Linked DNA regions of Mus musculus: region 1 is linked to region 2. A link is a loop called in an ENCODE intact Hi-C map of the cell type or tissue named here. Cell type or tissue: left cerebral cortex. All regions are shown on one strand. Each heading gives the region's core, and the rest is flanking DNA. Links, peaks and the distances in the headings are about the cores only.

What was found. A loop is a pair of places that touch in the nucleus more often than their neighbours do. Peaks named below come from ENCODE experiments on the same cell type or tissue, not always from the same donor. Only the 100,000 strongest peaks of a DNase experiment are listed, where the experiment ranks them.
Region 1: it touches region 2 in a loop (9-fold over the local background); 24 of 42 quality-filtered maps call a loop at or near these places.

The regions. Positions count from the first base shown.
Region 1 is chr4:131,251,564-131,255,102 of GRCm38, reverse strand. No RefSeq gene overlaps it. Among named protein-coding and RNA genes, the nearest start is that of Gm25261, 14 kb to the right of the region's middle. In left cerebral cortex, for the core only: a CTCF peak has its summit at 1,752 (motif pointing left); DNase peaks (open chromatin) are centred at 719, 1,739 and 2,277; H3K4me3 peaks cover 517 bases.
Region 2 is chr4:131,836,289-131,839,827 of GRCm38, reverse strand. It overlaps Ptpru (protein tyrosine phosphatase, receptor type, U), which reads left to right and starts at 1,550. Exons shown (of 31, transcript NM_001083119.2): 1 at 1,550-1,744. The coding sequence starts at 1,672. In left cerebral cortex, for the core only: a CTCF peak has its summit at 1,462 (motif pointing right); DNase peaks (open chromatin) are centred at 1,486, 1,892 and 2,476; H3K4me3 peaks cover 1,559 bases; H3K27ac peaks cover 948 bases.

The DNA of each region.
Region 1 (3,539 bases), core at 476-2,975, 580 kb after region 2:
TGCTGCCCCCCCCCAATCCTTAAACTGTCTTAGCATGGCATCCTGTGCCCTGGGGTGTGAACAGGACTCTCCCTCCTTCTGCCCACGCTGGAGGGTGCACTGAGTTCTGGAACTGTGTTCCCGCCAGGTCTGCAGGTTCGACTCTTTGCTGTTCTTCTACAGCCTCCGTGGTGTTTCTTCTGACTGGCTCACTCAGCTTTAAACACCAGGGGGAGCATGGTGTGGTGGCTCAGGCCTGTGTTCAGAGGCAGAGGCAAGTGGATCACCTCACGACCTAGAACAGCCTGGTTATGGAGTGTGAGTTCCAGGCCAGCCTGGGCTATAATGCCAGCCAGATTGGAAAAACAAACAAACAAACAAACAAACAAACAGTGGGCGTCACCTCCTCCAGGAAGCCTTTCTACATTATTCATCCCATTTTGTTTCTATTTTATTTTATTATTTTTGTTTTGTTTGTTTTTTTGTTTTCCTATAATCAGTCCACCTGGCCAATCTCAGAGAAGTTCACTGACTGAGTTCAAGACATTTACTGCGTGCTTCTTTGGAGCCAGCTGTCGGTTGACAGCAGCTCAGTGGATCTTGGCTGGACACATGTGTCCTGAGTTTCCCGTGGCTTCCGGCTGACCCTGGCTGCAAGGAGTGACCTAAGCTACAGCGGCTGACCTTGGCAGAGGTGACAGCATTCCTTGGCTCTATTCCTAGTGTCTCTTGTCCTCCAAAAGTCTGGACTAGGCATGTCCTCGCAGTGGTGGTTGTGACACAGGAGCCAGCCAGCCTGCCAGCCACACGGTGGCTTCACATCTGCTCTCTGTTCAAGCCTTGCAGGGAGCCCTGTGGCCTCAGTCAAGGCTGAAACCAGCCATCTTCCCACTGAGAAGCTGGACAGCAGAGTCCAGATGTGGAGGAAGGTGAGGACAGTCCTTGTGGCACTCAGCTAGATGAGTCCAAAACGTGGTGACATTTTAAGGGGCTTTATTGCCTTATTGTGGGCATTCAGGAAACCCTGTATGTACTTAACATACCAGACAGTTGAGTTTGACAAATGTCTGAAATCAGCATAGCTACATGGATAATAAATGTACCTAAACCACCTCCATTCAGTCTCTCTCCTCCCCCCCCCCCCTTCCTTCTCAACCTCTGGGCAGTTTGCTTTCCAGGGGGTAAAGAGGTGTGCACCGTGGCTTTATTTTGCATGTTAAAAAAATGGCTACAGATGTTGAATGTCTCTTGTCACCATCTTTCTTCCTTGCAGAAGTGTGTACTCAGAGAAAAGCCTTTACAGCCAACTTTTTAAAAAATTATTGTTGTCTTTAGAGGGCTCTTTGTATATTTTGGAGATTTAACATATGTAATTTATTAAATATGTACTTATTTTCTCCTAGGCTGTGGCTTGTCCTAGGTGAGGTTTTAAAACGCGCGGATTGACCCCTACCCTACCCCGTATCAGTAGTTATCAAGGGTGTCTCTGAGTGGCCAGTGCAGGCAGGAAGAGAGGCTGCTCCATTCTCCATAAGAACAAAGAAATGGCCAAAAATAACAAGACAGGCAACTTGAGAAGCCGCATTGAATCCATCTCCCTGTCGCGTGTGACCCTGATTTTATAGGGTTTTCTAGGAATCAAAGTCACAGTAGGGGTGTGAGTGGCGGGTGGGAAAGGAAATGGGTCCAGAAACTCCCCGCAAGCCCCACTGCCTCGTAGACCGGTCTTTGCTGGTCCAATGTCGCCCTCTAATGGCTACAGTCCCCAGCCAGCCTCGGCGCTCAATCCCTCTGGGCTCCACCAGGCACCGGAGGAGAAAGAAATGGCAGAGTCCACTTCAGTTCCAAACTTTCGAAGAATGATAGTATTTCCTTCACTGAGAAAATCTCTCGGTGGAAATGAATTGAAGCAAGAAAGCTCCAGGAGAGTCTGCTGCTGCATGCCTCGCACTGCACTCGTCCAAATGCAGCGGCTCAGAACAGACTCCAGCGCAGCGCTGCGGGGTCCACCCTGCAGTGTGTCAGCAGCAGGGCTCAGCCTGGAGCGCTGGGCACTGTACAGTGTGGCTTCGCATTCACGTGCTTGGGATTTCGGGATAGCTGGCCTCCGGCGCTTGGGGCTTGTTATTAAGCAGAATGTTCACCTGCGCACCTCAAACCCACTCCTGTCTGGCCATCCGCAAGCCCTGTATTTTCATCTGTGTCTGTCACCCAAGCCCAGCCAGCCCCCTTCATCGCCTTTGGAACCACAAAGAGGAGGCCACCCTGCTTCCCGCCTTCCAGAAGCGAGGGTGTGGTGCAGGAATCACAGCGTGGGAGTAGACAGATGTCTTAGCTGCCGAGATCCCTGCCTGGCATCTTCCTCAATCGGTCCTGCTTCTTGCTGCTAGGATATGACTTGAGCATGCTCACCTCAGATCTCTCTATCATCTCTTAAACATCAGTGTGCCCCACTTCCAGAGCTGTTTTCGGGGATACCCCCATGTCCTGCAGCTGAGCATTTCATCTGTGTTCACCTCAGCACATGCCTGACCCCAGGAAGCAGCTTGATGCACTCCCGGACACCTCCAACCGACCGACCTTAGACAGCTGTGACCCCACGTGGCTCAGGAGCTCAGCCCAAAGGCCACCGGTCCAGTCCCTGAAGACCTTAAAGCAAGCACATTGATTGTTCTGTGCCTCGGTTTCCCCATTTATGAACTCTTCCTATTGGCTTCTGGGTCGTGGCGGGCAGGGGAGTGTCTTGGGTGGGTGGAGCTTTTAGTCATAGAGTTCCCCTGCTGGGACTGTTCTTTGGAAACTGGAACTCGAAAATGAGGGACAGAATAAAGTCACCGCACCTGCTCGGGTGCACATTTTATTGAACAGCTACTCTGTGCTGGGCTCTTGGCTAACACTAGGGACATAGTGCCAGTCAAGCCAGAGGCTGTTTCTGCTTCCAGGAAACTCACACAGCCTAGGGCCTAAGACAAACAATAAACAAGTAAGTAATGAATTAATGGGGGCACAGACAAGAGAAGCAGACAGCCTTCCCGTGGGGGGTACAAAAGCTAAGTCCTCTAGACAAAGCAAGGCCTCTCATGGGAAGAAGGAACATCAGGCTAAGAGACCAGCATGCTCGGGAGCCTGGAAGTGAGAGGAACCATGGCTCACAGGGAGACCTGCAGGGAGAGCCTGGGGCCAGGAGAGTGCCAAAACCTAAGGTAAAGCTACAGCGGGTGGATGTGGTTGGGTAACACAGGGCCTTCAAAGACCCATCAGGTGCCTGGGCTCCATTCAAAGAGTAGATGCTTGCTTGGCATGCGGGGACAAAATGCTGGATAACCCTGGCTGGGGGCAGCAGTGCAAAAACACTTAGGCAAAACATTGGCCTTCCCAGTAGTCACATGATCACTGCATCCATTGCCAATCTGAGGACTCAAGGGAGGCTATCATCTCCCACCCACACTGAGGCCCGCAGACACACCAGAGAGACTCGCTCTGAAATCCCAGCCAATCAGACCCCACGTGTACACTCTGCTGTGAAGATGTGAAAGGGGCTTTCTTTTCAAAAATTAAAT
Region 2 (3,539 bases), core at 368-2,867:
GCTGCAGCATTCCTTCCCATTGGTGTGCTTGAGGCTGGCTCCTCACACGTCAGGTCTAAGATCACGTGGCATGGGGTCACATCCTTGGCAAAGGCGTCTGTCTTGGACTGTCTTTTCTGAAGCGTGACCCGACCCCCCCCCCCCATCTTTTAGTGTTCCTTGTTGCAAGAGCTTCATTTCCTTGAGGGCGCATGCCTCAGACTGAAGTTCCATATGTATTTATTTATCTGCGGCATGAAGTCTTCGTGAGAGCAAGGGCCCTCTCTGTAAGTACTCATCTATCAGTTACCCGCTCATTCATTACTCATCGAGTATGCGGGATACCAGGCCCCGGGGGAAAAAGCTTCCCTAGGGGGACACACATTCTAAACATGGGGGATATATACCAAGTCCATCACATAGCAGGCAGTCTGTTTAGAAGTGCAGCGATCCACTTTCCCTACTGTAGGTTCCAACCCCCCCCCCCACCCTCTCCTGCATCTTCCTCCTGAATGTAAGCTTCATGAGGGTGGGGATTTTAAAAAATATTTAAATTATATTTAAAATATAATTTTATATTTTATAAATATACACGGCCAGAAGTGCTGGTCTGATGCGCAGTTACAGGTGGTTGGACAAGGGTGCTGGGGATCCATCCTGAGCCCTTTGCAAGAGCCGCGTGCACGCACCTAACCACTGAGCCGTCTCTCTAGCTCCCGGAGATCAAGCCTTTGTTTTTTAATCTCCTCGGTAGTCTACAGTCATCACTGAACCAACAAGCCCATATCTATTCAGTATTTGAGAAGCAAATGGGTTTCCAGATGTGAGTCGGTTTTTGTTCGTTTGTTTACACATTTCGAACCAGACAACCTTGATTCAGATCTTGGTGTCGCCTCATACTGACACATAATCTTGAAAAAGTCACGCTCTATGATCTCAACTTTCTCAACTGTGTAATGGCATTAGAATGGTGTGTGTCCCCTAGGGCAATAGTGAAGATGAACAGAGTCCCAGAGAGAGGCACACATGGCACCTGGTCTTAAGTAGCCACTGACAACTATGCTGGTGGTTGTGCAAAAACTTGGACGGGGCAGAGTTCCAAATCTACTTACTCCGAGTAGCCGGAGGCTACTGTAGAGGCACGAGCGTCAGTAAGAGAGAAGTGAATTTCATATTACTGAAAGTAAACGGCAACATTCCAAAGGCCCAACAACGTTTCAGGTAGATGAAGAGTGCTCTGTCATTGGAGGGAGCTGGGAGTTTATGTTCAGAGTAGTCAAGGTAGGAAAAACTTAAGCAACTGAGGGAACAGAGGAGCCAAGGGTTCCTGGGTTACAGTCTCAGCCGTGGGCAACGGATGCGTTGAGAGTGCCGACCTGAACACCGGCACCGGCCGATGGATCTTGTCGACGGGGTGCGAGAGTGGGGGATGGGCACGCCAAGGCCGGCGGGCCCAGGGAACCGGGCCGCAGCGCGCGACACCACCAGCAGGGGACGCCTCGAGACCGCGGAACTCGCGCCCGGGGGCCTGACGTCAGCGCCCCGCTCGTTCGGGCTCCCGCTCTGGACTCGGCGCCAGTCCCGCTCCGCGCGGCACTGCTCCACTACGGCTCCCGCTCGCCTTGGGCTCCCGGTCGGGCTCCGGAGGCGTCGCCTCCCCAGCTGCGGGTCTCCAGGACCTAGGCGGCGGCCATGGCCCGGGCTCAGGCTCTGGTCCTGGCGCTCACCTTCCAGTTCTGCGCGCCTGAGACCGAGACTCCCGCAGGTAAGCGCGCGCGGTCCCTCCAAGCTTATCCCGCGAGTGCCCGGGGGGCCGGGGATGGCTTGTCGCTGGTGTCGGAGTGCTCCAAGCTTCTGTGGCCGCTGTGTCTGTAGTTTGTGTGCAAACTGAGGTTGAGTGTGTACCGCGGATGCGAGTGTGCTGGTGTGAGTGTCGCCTGCGTGGAGCACCGGGTGTGCGCTGGCTCATGTTTGTCCACGCTGCCAAGTGGGTTGTGTATCTGAGTTTCAGTGGCTTGGCTAGAGTTGCGTCTGATCCTGTGTTGCATTTGTTGGCTTTTTTTTTTGTATTCCCTAGGCGGGAGTACTGTTTGTTGCTGGTGCGTTTGAAAACCCGCGTGTTTGTTTATGCCTGTGCTGTGAGGACTCGGTGGATTGTGCCCAAGTGTGGGCCCGAGTGTGTGTGGTGTGTGTGTGTGTGTGTGTGTGTGCAGTCGTGGGAACCGGGTCGGAACCTGTGTGAGCTCTGTGCCCACGAGTGACCCTGTGGGAGTATTTGGGGTGTACGATGCTGTGTGGGTCCGTGTGAATGTCAGGGATGCGGGGAATACGTATGGGGGAGCGTGTCTGGAGTGGATGTGAGTGTGTCGGTGAGCGATGGTTTCGTGGCTAGGGACGCTGCGAGCTTGGGGTGCTCCTAGGCCGTGGTCGAGTGTGGCCGGGACCCGAGGGTGTGTGTGCATGTGTGTGTGCATATGTGAGTGTATGTGTGATCGCGCGCGCGCGTGTGCGTGGCGCACCCGGCCGGAACAAGTTGTCGCGGCGGCGTCCCCCGGAGGCTGGGGCGGCCCTGCGGCTGGCGAGGGAAGGAACGGGGAGAGACGTGGCTGTAGCCGCCGACTCCGACATTTCGGGCGGTTTGTTGTTTCGCAAGTTCCGAGCGGCGCTGGCTGGCGGCTGATCCGAGGAGGCGCCAGGGCCGCGGGGCGCCCGGGATGGGGAGGGCCGTGGGGCGCACCCGGTTGCGGGCGGGGCTGCGGCGTCGGGGCCCCCGCAGGGCCTGGCTGGAGGCCTCGGGACAGCGTCCCCATCGTAGCTCGTCAGAGGCGTTGGGGACGCCGCGGTCCCCGGGGACGCTGCCTGCGTCTGCTTTGCAACTTTGTGCGGCCTCCCGGCCAGTCGGGCACGCGCGTGCGGACGTGTGTGTGTTGTGTGTGTGTGCGTGTGTGCGTGTGTGCGTGTGTGTGTGTGTGTGAATGTGTGCATGGGCCTCCCCCTCGGCCTGCGGTGAGATCCCGTGCTTGAGTGTGCTTTGGAGCCTGGTGTCCTATGGAGGGTGTGTGCGTGTGCGTGCGTGCGTGTGTGTGTGTGTGTGTGTGTGCATTCCCATGTCTGAGTGTGTGTCCAGTGACTGTCTGTGCGACCGCGAGCGCATCGCATCGTGTGCTCTGTGAATGGAGTGTCAGTGTGCTTCTGTGTGTGCGCGCGCGTGGTCCACCGTCCTTTCCTGAGGCCTGGACCTCAGGCCTCGGCCCCTCTGGCGGGCGTGTGCCGGTCCTCTTCCAGGGTTTCCTCCTCCCCTGGCTCCCGCCACCGGCGTGAGGTAGCTGGGAGTCGCCCCGGGTGGAAGCAGAGCCGAGACACGCGCTGCCGCCTTGGGCCCAGGGAGAGACTCCAGGTCGCCTGCCTGCCCCAGACAACTGGCCTCCGGGGATCTCGTTCACCGCCCCGCCCCCGCTGGGGCGTCTCGGGAGCTGTCCTGGTCTTGCCCTGCAGCTTTGGGGTTGTACTGCTCAGCTTCAGTTTTGACCTCCTGGTATCAGAGAGGGTGATCCAGGCAA